2 separate regions of the Homo sapiens genome follow, and region 1 is linked to region 2. The links are chromatin contacts, found by Hi-C or POLR2A ChIA-PET in ENCODE. All regions are on one chromosome and are shown on one strand. The core of a region is the stretch at or near the end of the contact, and the rest is flanking DNA. Distances in the headings are between cores, read along the strand shown. Region 1 overlaps NXN (nucleoredoxin). Region 2 overlaps VPS53 (VPS53 subunit of GARP complex).

What was found. Hi-C counts contacts between places; a loop is a spot of excess contacts on that map. ChIA-PET counts read pairs that join two places held with the same protein, here RNA polymerase II (POLR2A).
Region 1: a loop to region 2 is called in a map of posterior vena cava, with 11 times the contacts of the local background. The contact joins two enhancer-like sites. A Hi-C loop is called at or near these places in 2 of 168 maps with a recorded cell type or tissue (GM11168 and posterior vena cava). POLR2A ChIA-PET finds 5 or more read pairs at or near these places in 1 of 52 experiments (BJ).

What each region holds. Positions count from the first base shown.
Region 1 is chr17:929,572-935,793 of GRCh38, forward strand. The region is part of intron 1 of NXN (nucleoredoxin); the gene reads right to left. Among named protein-coding and RNA genes, the nearest start is that of NXN, 47 kb to the right of the region's middle. Within about 2 kb of position 4,005, at least 16 of the 41 ENCODE cell types and tissues checked have a DNase peak (open chromatin) inside an H3K27ac peak, as active enhancers do.
Region 2 is chr17:545,911-551,962 of GRCh38, forward strand. It overlaps VPS53 (VPS53 subunit of GARP complex), which reads right to left. Exons shown (of 22, transcript NM_001128159.3): 17 at 5,962-6,040. It overlaps VPS53-AS1 (VPS53 antisense RNA 1), which reads left to right. Exons shown (of 3, transcript XR_007065570.1): 3 at 3,726-5,443. Among named protein-coding and RNA genes, the nearest start is that of VPS53-AS1, 26 kb to the left of the region's middle. Within about 2 kb of position 3,766, at least 5 of the 41 ENCODE cell types and tissues checked have a DNase peak (open chromatin) inside an H3K27ac peak, as active enhancers do.

The DNA of each region.
Region 1 (6,222 bases), core at 2,755-5,254, 380 kb after region 2:
AGGGCGATCAACCAGCTAACAGGAACTAAAACCGGGATTTCAACTCAGGACTTGGGTTCAACCTTAGCTTAGCATTTCCCACCATACCTACCACGCATCCCTCAATCCCTGGAGGCGGCTCTGATTCCAGACTGACCCAACCGGAGGAGGCTCAAGTCCAGGTTGCAAAGCAGCTGGGCTGCTCTGGAAAGAGCGTTTGGAATCCTTGCTTCACTTCCGTTTTTAATCTTCTTAAAAAAAACTGTGTAGTAGTGTTTAATCCAAAGACAGCTGATTCCCATTTACACGTAACCTGTTGAACTCACATACTAAATTTTAAAGCTCTGCTCTCGAAAATGCAGTTTGCTCTTTAAGATCTCCTTGGTAACACATCTAACTGGTATCTGAACTACAGAAAAAAAAAAAAAACTTTGGAATCAATCAATGACGGGGGTTAGAATAAAATCCAACTCAGGAAAGTACCGAAGAAAGTTCCAGAATGACAGCTGTGTAGCCGACCCAGAGAACCACCTGTGTCTGGAATGGAGGAGGACTGGTAACTCCCAGGAAAGGGGACTCTCCAAGTTAAAAAGGGGACTCAGGCTGGGTGCAGTGGCTCACACCTGTAATCCCAGTACTATGGGAGACTGAGGCAGGCAGATCACCGTGAGGTCAACAGTTCAAAACCAGCCTGGCCAAGATGGTGAAACCCCATCTTTACTAAAAATACAAAAATTAGCCAGTGTGATGGCGGATATCTGTCATCTCAGCTACTCAGCAGACTCAGGCAGAAGAATCACTTGAAGCCGGGTGGCGGAGGTTGCCAGTGAGTTGAGATCGTGCCATTGCATTCCAGCCTGGGTGACAGAGCGAGATTCCGTCTCAAAAAAGAAAAAAAAATACCACTTGAACTTGCCACAAACAATATTTACAGACACAACAATGCCCCTATTGATTGACTGGCTGATTTTCAACTACACACAAAGCATGAATCCCGGTGACACAACACAATGTAAATACGAACAACCTTGACAAAGCTAAAGGTACAAAAAATAGGAAGGAAGTGCAGGAGACCTGATGGGCAGGATAGAAAGACACCAACGTTCCCAAAGTCCTATTGAAGGATAAGGAGTAAAGGCATAAACATGTTATTAAATGCTAAAAGTGTAACCAGGAAAACCGTAAATGGTGGTATACCAAGAGGACAAAGAAAGTTGAGTTTGCTTTTTTTTTTTTTTTAGACAGAATCTCGCTCTGGTTGCCCAGGCTGGAGTGCAGTGGTGCGATCTCGGCTCACTGCAACCTCTGCCTCCCGGGTTCAAGTGATTCTCCTGCCTCAGCCTCCTGAGTAGCTGGGACTACAGGTGTGAGCCACCACGCCCAGCTAATTTTGTATTTTTAGTAGAGATGGGGTTTCACCATGTTGGTCAGGCTGGTCTCGAACTCCTGACCTCATGATCCGCCCGACTCAGCCTCCCAAAGTGCCGGGATTACAGGCGTGAGCCACCGCACCCGGCTGGTGAGTTTGCTTTTAAGGGAGCTAAATCGATCTCTAGCCTAGCAGAAAACCAACACATAATGTTGAAGTTCGCCGGGTGTGGTGTCGCACGCCTGTAGGCCCAACGACACAGGAGGCTGAGGTGGGAGAATTGCCTGAGCCTAGCAAGTCGAGGCTGCAGTGAGCTGAGATCGCGCCACTGCACTCCAGCCTGGGCGACAGAGCGAGACTCCATCCAAAAAAAAAAAAAAAAAATTAGCTGGGTGTGGTGGTGTGTGCCTGTAATCTCAGCTACTGGAGAGGCTGAGGCAGAAGAAATGCTTAAACCTGGGAGACGGAGGTTGTAGTGAGCAGAGATCACACCACTGCACTCCAGCCTGGTGACAGAGCAAGGCCCTGTCTCAAAAAAAAAAAACAAGAAAGATAAAGTCATATAATAAGCCTATGTATACTACTTGATTTTGTTTTCGCCATAAGCACATGTTATTTATTTTAAAAAAATTTTTGGCCGGGCGCAGTGGCTCACACCTGTAATCCCAGCACTTTGGGAGGCCGAGGTGGGCGGATCGTGAGGTCAGGAGATCGAGACCATCCCGGCTAACACAGTGAAACCCTGTCTCTGCTAAAAATACAAAAATTAGCCGGGCGTGGTGGCAGGCGCCTGTAGTCCCAGCTACTCGGGAGGCTGAGGCAGGAGAATAGCATGAACCCGGGAGGCGGAGCTTGCAGTGAGCTGAGATCACGCCACTGCACTCCAGCCTGGGCGACAGAGTAAGACTCCGTCTCAAAAAAAAAAAAAAAAAAAAAATTTTTGGCCGGGCGCAGTGGCTCACGCCTGTAATCCCAGCACTTTGGGAGGCCGAGGCGGGGGGATCACTCGAGGCCAGTAGATCAAGACCAGCCTGGCCAAGACGGTGAAACCCCATCTCTACTAAGAATACAAAAATTAGCCAGGTGTGGTGGTGGGTGCCTATAATCCCAGCTAATGGGGAGGCTGAGGCAGGAGAATCGCTTGAACCTGGGAGACGGAGGTTGCAGTGAGCTGAGATTGCACCACTGCACTCCAGCCTGGGCAATAGAGCAAGACCCTATCTCAAAAATAAAACAAAACGAACAATTTTAGAAATGTTTAATTATTTGGAATCCTGGAAAAAAAAGCTAAGGCAAAGCTGATCTGAAGAGTCTGTCTACCTGCCCAGCTACCAACCCAAACCGGCCTTGTTTTGGTCCTAGGCGGCGGTTCTTAAACTCTGGTCCCTGGACGTACGGCTTCCGGGTTGCCTGGGAACTGTTGCTAGAATTGCAAACTACTGGGCCCCAGCCTGGACCTACCAAGTCAAGAACTCTGGGATGGGGCCCAGGAATCCGCATTTAACCAGTCCTTCTGGTTATTCATCAGTTTGGAAACCGCAGGTCTTCAGCAAAACAAAACTCTGAGGCGGCGTTGGGTCCAGTCGTCGTCTCCTCAGCGAGTAAGGCAGCTTCAGGGGAAGGCCTGAGCCCCTTCTAAGAAAACACAGGCTGGATTTTAAAGGATCTCTAGGGCTAGTTTCCCCAGGTTCTGGGCCCCTGCCCTGTGTGAGCTCTAGTGGGGTCAGCAGCAAGGACCCATCACCGGAAGAGGCTTCTGAGAGGCACCGACTTTTGCCATCAGTGGGCAGCGAGTGGGCTGTGTGGTCCCCGGACAAGCAGCTGAGTGGGTGGGGAGTGCCTTGTTGTGGCCGGCTTCGCATAAGTCATCTGCGCCCGCCACCACGCCAGGCTAATTTTTATATTTTTAGTAGAGATGAGGTTTCTCCATGTTGGCCAGGCTGGTCTCGAACTCCTGACCTCAGGTGATCCGCCCGCCTCGGCCTCCCTCAGTACTGGGATTCCAGGCGTGAGCCACCGCGCCCAGCCCAGCCCGTCCTCTTGAACCTGCTCAGTTTCAGTCGTCATGACCACTTGTAATATCCCTTCCCACTAACATCAAAGGCTGTGGCCCGAAGCTCCCAAGTGGGCGAAAAAGTCCCGAGAGGTTCCAGAAGGCAAGATCATTCTGGGGCCACGAGGACCGAGAAACGACACAACCAACCACAGAACAGAAAACTCTTGTGGATCTGATGTGATTCTGTACTCCAGATTTGCAGTTACCACTTACAGAAGCCAACGTCCACCTCTGAAACACAGAACCCCCTAACTGGTGCGAGGCAGCTGAAGACAAAGTTGAGGCCTTTGGGAGAAGAGCTCGGCCAGAGGAGGAAATCTGATTAGTAAAAAGATAGGCAGCCAAGAAGTAAATTAAATGAATGCTCACAGAGAAAGCACTCGAGACAGGAGCGGGAGAGACTCCGGGCACACATCGCGACAGGGACAGAAAAGCTTTCAGGATGGGGGTGGGGGAAGGGGAAGAACTGGTTTTCTAATATTAGACTCACGACATGCTCACTTCCCAAATCCCAGCCAAAATGAGGGCCCCTTGACTCCGACAAGCCCAGGCCACCTTCTGCTTGGATACACACTTTCTGCACCAGGACTCTGCGTGAATGCCAAGGCAAATTCCATCCCTCTCAACTCCCCACCGCAACACCAAATGACTCACACAGCTTATCTTGAAATTCCCCCTTTCATCTTGGCCTCCCACTAACTTAAAACAATGCAATAAGAACACATTCAAGACACCTCCAGTAAATCCATATCCGTATTATTCACGAGGCACTAACTAGAAAGCTGTTTATCCTGAAGCCTACGTGGTCAACTTTAGAAATGTGCCTTCGTGTAAGCTGGTTTTTATAAAATAAATAAAAAGCCTCCACAAATACCAGAACACTTATCAATTTGGACTAAAGTCGTGGATTCCAATACAAGCAGCCAAGGTCCTCAAGCCTCAAGCATAAACATCCCTTGCCTTTTATTAATTGAAAAATAAACAGGAGGGGAAATGGGTGGCATGCCTCACTATGTGATTTAAAACAAATGACACGATGTTCTCAAACTTCAATTAATTTTTAAAAAGGCATTTTATTTTTCACTTTATGATTATAAAAGTCATACATGCAGACTATGGGGAAATTTAGAAAGTACAATAAGAAGGCCAGGCGCCGTGGCTCACGTCTGTAATCCCAGCACCCCGGGAGGCCGGGCGCGGTGGCTCACGCCTGTAATCCCAGCACTTTGGGAGGCTCAGGCAGGCGGATCACGAGGTCAGGAGATTGAGACCATCCTGGCTAACACGGTGAAACCCTGTCTCTACTAAAAATACAAAAAAATTAGCCGGGCGTGGTGGCGGGCACCTGTAGTCCCAGCTACTGGGGAGGCTGAGGCAGGAGAATTGCGTGAACCCGGGAGATGGAGCTTGCAGTGAGCCGAGATAGCACCACTGCACTCTAGCCTGGGCAACACAACGAGACTCTGTCTCAAAGAAAAAAAAAAAAAGTACAATAAGAAGAAAACTTACTTCTGGAAGTAAGAGAAGTATAGAAAGTCATTTCTGGAAAAGACGCTGAATTGGTGACTTACAGTCAAGAAATTCCCAAGTCTGGCCAAATTCCAACCCAAATTCTCGGCCAGGCACAGTGGCTCATGCCTGTAATCCCAGCACTTTGGGAGGCCAAGGTGGGTGGATCACCTGAGGTCAGGAGTTCGGGACCAGCCTGGCCAACACGGTGAAACCCCATCTCTACTAAAAATACAGAAATTAGCTGGTCGTGATGGCACGCACCTGTAATCCCAGCTACTTGGGAGGCTGAGGCAGGAGAATCGCTTGAACCCGGGAGGCGGAGGGTGCAGTGAGCCGAGATCGTGCTATTTCACTACAGCCTGGGTGACAGGAAGACGCCATCTCAAAAAAAAGAAAAGAAAGAACATTCTTTTAGCCCAGTCCCAAGCGGACTGTCTGGACAGAGTCCTCACTTGCTGCCACTCATTATTGCATCATTTTGCTGTGCTCTTTATTTTTTTTTATTTATTTATTGTTTTTTGAGATGGGGTCTCTCACCCTGTCTCCCAGGCTGGAGTGCAGTGGTGTGATCTCGGCTCACTGCAGCCTCCACTACCCAGGTTCAAGTGATTCTCCTGCCTCAGCCTCCTGAGTAGCTGGGATCACAGGTGCATGCACTACCACGCCCAGATAATTTTTGTGTTTTTACTAGAGACAGGGTTTTACCATGTTGGCCAGGATGGTCTCGAACTCCTGGCCTCAGGTGATCTGCCCACCTTGGCCTCCCAAAGTGCTGGAATTACAGGTGTGAGCCACCGCGCCCGGCCTTGCTGTGCTCTTTAAACAGCCGCAGGACTCTGCTCCAATTCCTTCGTATCTGGGAATCCTCTGGCACAAAACCCCCACCTCCTATATCATGTGGTCTGTGTGACAGCCAGAAACCCCCCAGCTGAAGAACACTGAGAAGTGGGAGGCTTCCGCTCGGTCATGGCCGGCGGGACAAGGAGATGCTTAAAGGTCTGGCAAGGTTGTAGGAAAAGACCAAGACACTTCAGGATCCAGCTTTAGGATGTGCTGGCGGCTGCAACAAACATGCACTCTGATCAATGAGCTCTGCGCTCATTCACTCCACACGTGTTTACTGAGCGTCTACTGTGTCTAAGACCCTGAGCTCTGCAGAACACGCCCAGGAATCACAGAAGGAGCTTGCTCTGAGAGCTGGGAGAGCCTGCTATTCATGCGGGTATTGACTGTTGCCATCCTGCAGAACAAAGCCAGCTTTCATAACATCCCACTAGATACCATGCCAGCCACATCCTTGCCTGGA
Region 2 (6,052 bases), core at 2,516-5,015:
AAAAGAACAAAGTTGGAAGACTCATACTTCTTGATTTCAAAGATTACTACAAAGCTATTATAGCCAAACAGTGTGGTACTGGCCTGAGGGTGGACATACAGATAGATGGAATAGAACTGAGAGTCCAGAAATAATCCCACACATCTATGGTTAACTGATTTTTTACGAGGGTATCAAGATCATCCAATGTGAAAAGAATAGTCGTTTCAACAAATAGTGCTGGGAAAGCTGAGTATCCTTTCAGCAAAAGAATGCTGCTGAATCTTTGCCTCACACCATATGCAAAAATTAACTCGAAATGGATTGAAGACCTACATTTTTTTCCTTTTTTTCTTTTTTGTGAAGACCTAAATTTCTTAGAAGAAACCACAGAGTAAATCTTTATGATTCTGGATCAGGCAATGGTATCTTAGATATCTCACACACACACACACACACACACACACACACACACACACACACACACGATATACCAACTTCAGAAAATCAAGGACATTATCAAGAAAGTGAAAAGGCAACCCACCCACAGAATGGGAGAGAATATTTACAAATTTCATATCTGATAAGGGGTCTAGTATCCAGATATAAAAAGAACTTTTACAATTCAACAACAGAAAGACAACCCAATTTTAAAATGGGCAAAACATTTAATTCTCATTTCTTCAAAGAGAATATACAAATCGCCAGTAGCATCTGAGAAGGTGATCAACATATTAGTCATGCAAGGAATGCAAACTGTAATCACAATGAGATACCACTTCACACCCACGAAAATGGCTATAATTAAAAAAGGAAAACAAGTGTGGGAGAAGATGTGGAGAAACTGGATTCCTTACACTTTGCTGTGGAAAGGTACAACGGCACAGTCACTTCAGAAAACAGTGTGGCACTTTCTCAAAATGTTAAACATAAATTGACCATACGGCTCTTTCAGTTCCATTCCTTAGGTCCCTTAGATCCTTTTTTTTTTTTTTTTTTTTTTGAGACAGAGTCTCCCTCTGTCACCCAGGCTGGAGTGCAGTGGTGCAATCTTGGCTCACTGCAATCTCCACCTCCCAGGTTCAAGCCATTCTCCTGTCTCAGCCTCCCAAGTAGCTGGGATTACAGGCACGCACGCTACCACACCCGGCTAATTTTTGTATTTTTATTAGAGACAGGGTTTCGCCATGTTGGCCAGGCTGGTCTTGAACTCCTGACCTCAGGTGATCTGCCCACCTCGGCCTCCCAACGTGCTGGGATTACGGGCATGAGCCACCACGCCTGGCCTTTAGGTACATATTGAAGAGAACTGAAAACATGTTCACACGAAAAATTGTACATGAATGTTCACAGCATTATTCAAAATTAGAAAGTAGAAATAACTCAAACGTCCAATAGACGAATGAATAAACAAAATGTGGTCTATCCATATGATGGAATGTTACTCAGCCACAAAAAGGAATGGAGTGCTGACACATGCCCCACCATGCACATGCCCTGAAAACACTACGCTAAGTGAAGAAAGCCAAGCACAAGATGTCCCACATGCCATATGATTCTAGGTATGCAAAATGTCAGGAGGGGCAAATCTATAGAGACAGAAAGTAGGCTAATGGTTGTCAGGGGAATGTAGAATGACTGCTGAGAGGTACGGGGTTTCTTTTTGGGGTAATGAAGATGTTCTGGAATTAGATGGTGGTGGTGGTTTCATGACATTGTGGATATACTAAAAACAACTAAATTGTACACTTTATTTATTTATTTATAAAATAGAGTCTCACTCTGTCACCCAGGCTGGAGTGCAGTGCTGCAATCTTGGCTCACTACAACCTCGGCCTCCCAGGTTCAAGAGATTCTCCTACCTCAGCCTCCTGAGTAGCTGGGACTATAGGTGTGTGCCATCATGTCCAGCAAATTTTTTGTGTTTTTAATAGAGACAGGGTCCCACCATGCTGGCCTCGAACTCCTAACCTCAGATGATTTGCACTCCTCAGCCTCCCAAAGGAGTGAGCCACTGCTCCTGGCCAACTGTATACTTTAAAAGGGTGAATTCTGTGGTATATGAATTATACCTCAGGTTTTTAAATGGGGACAGACATTTGAACTTGATCTTAAAGGACGTGCTCCTTGGGCAGACGATAGCAGGAAGAAAATTCTGGGCAGAAAGAATAAAATGAGAAAAGGCATGGAAGCCGCAAAAGAGCAATATGCATTCAGGGAAGTAAACATGGCTGCGACTGGAGAACAGGGCACATACTCCGGAGTGAGCGGCAGAAACTGACCTAGCAGTGGAGTAAAGAGATAGATAATGAAAGCTCTATATGCCAACCAAGGAAGAGGCCATGGGATGCCTTCCATGAGAATGAGGTCTCCCAGGAAAATGACTTAACCAAGTTGCCAGGCTCAATCCCTCTTGTCAAGGAAGTCTCCTTCCGTCAACTCAGAATCATCCAATGACTACACTCCACTTTGGCCAGCCAACAGTCCTTCTGGAATCATCCAATGACTACACTCCACTTTGGCCAGCCAACAGTCCTTCTGGAAATATCCAACGACTACACTCCACTTTGGCCAGCCAACAGTCCTTCTGGAATCATCCAACAACTACACTCCACTTTGGCCAGCCAACAGTCCTTCTGGAATCATCCAACGACTACACTCCACTTTGGCCAGCCAACAGTCCTTCTGGAAATATCCAACGACTACACTCCACTTTGGCCAGCCAACAGTCCTTCTGACATTTATAAGATACACTTATTTACAGTATTGGTTGTTCTCAGTTTTCTTCCCAGCAGGGTATAGACTCCTTGAGGACAGTCTCGTTTCCAATCTTAACTCTGTCAGTCCAAGTACAGGAGTAGCCTGAGGAGCCCCTGGGATGTTGAATGAGATTGGCAGTTTGAACCAAGCTCTTTAGCTTCCCTAACCTCTCTTTACTCATGTTTTCACCCTGTTTGAACTGCCCTACTAATCACAAACTCATTCAGAATTTCGCCCTCATCTGTTTCAAACACCACTTCCTTACGAGGGCCTTCTTTGCCTCCCCACCTGGATATGAACTCCTCCCTCTTTAAAAAGGGTGTATTTTGTACTTTTCTTATGGCACTGATTTCCTCATCTCTTATATTAAAGTTACTGGGTATTGCTGTCATCTTACACATCTCTTGCCCTCAGCTACTGGAATCTAAACACCTTAGCCAAGGGTTTATGCCTTTCTGAGCCTTGCAGCTCCCAGCACTGTGCTGGGCAGGGTCTGAACTGAACTGTTTAACCAGCAGCAAAAATGATAGAATCAGAGACAGAAATAACCATTATCACAAAAGTTTTTTTAAATCCTAGAAGAAACTACACAAAACAGGATGCAGGCATCAAGAACACAGAATGTGTGTTGAATCAATTTGTGACCACTTGGCTTGTTTATTTCCATCACATGGATTTTATTTTGCTAGAACTCCAGAAGACTCAGACAAAAAGTAATGGCCTCCCAGCTGCTGCGTTCCCAAGTCTGTGGTTTTCCTATGATATAAACAAAGGACTCTGGAGGCACGGTCTCTGTTCGTATTTGCTGGTGTGGGCACGGGGCAGAAGTGGAGGGTGGGACGGGGCAGGGTTTGAGGGAAATCCACCGAACGAACCGACAGTTCGTATAAGCAACACTTGCAGTGTTAAACCCCTTCCAACCGTGATTTTATTGAAAAAAAAAAATCCCACTCTTCCTTTGGTGAATGTGAAAATTCTTTCGGCAGCTGCATTCCGATCTGAAGTGTGTGGCAGTTCAGGAGAGATGGCAGCTGGCACAGATCCCACTCAGGATGTAGAGAATGCTTACCAGCAGCGAGGGGATCATGAGAGCTGGCAAAACGAATCCTCTAAGCAGATGGACTGGCCTCACTTTGCCTGCTCAGAGTGTTCTCCTGTGAATGCTGAGAATACTGGAAGTACCCATCAGCACCGGACTGCTGAAAAGATCAGCTTTTTGAATAAAACTGTGACATCAGCTATTTTAGGACTTGCCACTTCAGTTCATAAAACCCTAAAGCCTACATTTTGGTTTTAATCTTATTTTTGTTAAATATTTACAATCTACTGCAAAACCAAATTCAGACCAAATGTCTGCTTACACAACCTTGTGACATGGTCATTCCTCCTGACAAGAGGGAGAGGGAACTAACATTTAATGAGCATTTACTATGTGCCTGGCACTAGACCCGCCCGTTCCATGTTTCATCCTCACAGCAATGCTGGGAGGCAGAGATCCACAGTTCACTTGGGGTATGTGGGCCCAGATGATGTCACGTTGGCCCAGACAGGTGAATCATTTGCTCAACACCCCAAAGGAAACCCTGGAGGAGTTAGGTCTGTCTGACTCTAAAGTTAGTGTTCCTCCCACTGCCCTCTGGTACTGGCCAGTATAACCTAGATAAATTGTTTCTCCAGAATTTGCTACAAGAGCCTATGACTCTAGAGCAGACATTGGCAAACTTTTTCTGTAAAGGGCCAGACAGTAAATATTTAATTTTTTTAGCTTTGTGGGCTAGTCTCTGTTGCAATGGCTCAATTCTACCACTATATTGCAAAAAGGCAGCCATAGATAATACATAAATAAAGGAACATGGCTGTATTCCAATAAAACTTTATTTTCAAATACAAGCAGTGGGCCAGATCTGGTTCCCAGGCTCTAGTTTGCCAACCCCTGCTCTACAAAGTTCTAGAGTTGCAGCTGCATGTTACTTGGGTTTAGCATAACAAAGGCCCATTTCCAACTTAATTAACAAAAATGAATCTCCCATATTCAAGACTACAAGAGAGATAAAAGAGGGGGTGAAAGACATGGTCTGTGCACTTACGGAATTGACATTCATTTGGGAAAAAAAGGCATAGGCACATAAAAGTCAAAAATAGGAAGATGAGGTAGCGCTCAGTAAGTGCCAAAGGAGGAGACTTGAGGGCCAAGGGCTGACTGATGGGCCACCACGATATTAGAAAACCAGAGTTCACAACCTGATCAAATACTCTTACATTGGCACCAGAGCTCAGAAGGAGTTGGAAAAACCTCTCAGTGGGCAAGAATGAAGAATGAGTCAGAAGTTACTACTTTAAGCACTAATGAAAACACCCATTCTGGTGAGACCACACCAAGGTTTTTAGCATGTGTCAGATACTAATCAAAGATAATACGTAAATAAAGGACATGGCTGATTGGTTTTTAATTAACAAAAATGAATCTCCCATATTCAAGACTACATGAGAGATAAAAGAGGGGTGAAAGACATGGTCTGTGCACTTACGGAATTGACATTCATTTGGGAAAAAAAGGCATAGGCACATAAAAGCCAAAAATAGGAACATGAGAGGAACATGAGGTAGCGCTCAGTAATTAAAAATGATCCATCTCAGCTGGGCACTGTGGCTCATGCCTGTAATCCCAGCACTTGGGGAGGACTCGGTGGGAAGACTGCTTGACGCCAGGAGTTCAGGACCAGCCTGGGCAACATAGCAAGACTCTTAGCTCTACAAAAAATTTAAAAAGTAGTTGGACACAGTGGCATGCACCTGTGGTCTCAGCTACTTGGGAGGCTGAGGCAGGAGGACTGATGAGCCCAGAGGGTCAAGGCTGCAGGGAGTCATGGTGGCACCACTGCACTCCAGCCTGAGTGACAGAGAGAGACCCTGTCTCTAAAAAAATATAAATAAACCACAGACAACATCTCCTTTAGACTCATCAAACACATTTACTTCGTCTCTTTTTTTTTTGCCATCCTCCAATACTGTGATGCTCTGTCTCATTCTAAAAGGACAAGCAACTGAACTGACGCAGGTGCGACACTAACTGAGTGCTTTCAGGAACTCCGGGGCCTCTCCATTCTCCTCAGCTGATCCTTTACGCTCCGATGAGCCTGGAGAAGCTACAGACAAGGGCCAGTAGAAGCCACCTTGGGCTGCTCTCGTTAGTTTGTAGGATGCCATTTCCCAAGACCTTACCTTGCTCATGGCAGTCAGGGCAGGATCACAGGCAGCATCCAGATCCTGAACCAGCAGCTGAATACTGCTGGAGATGACGCTGCAAATCAAA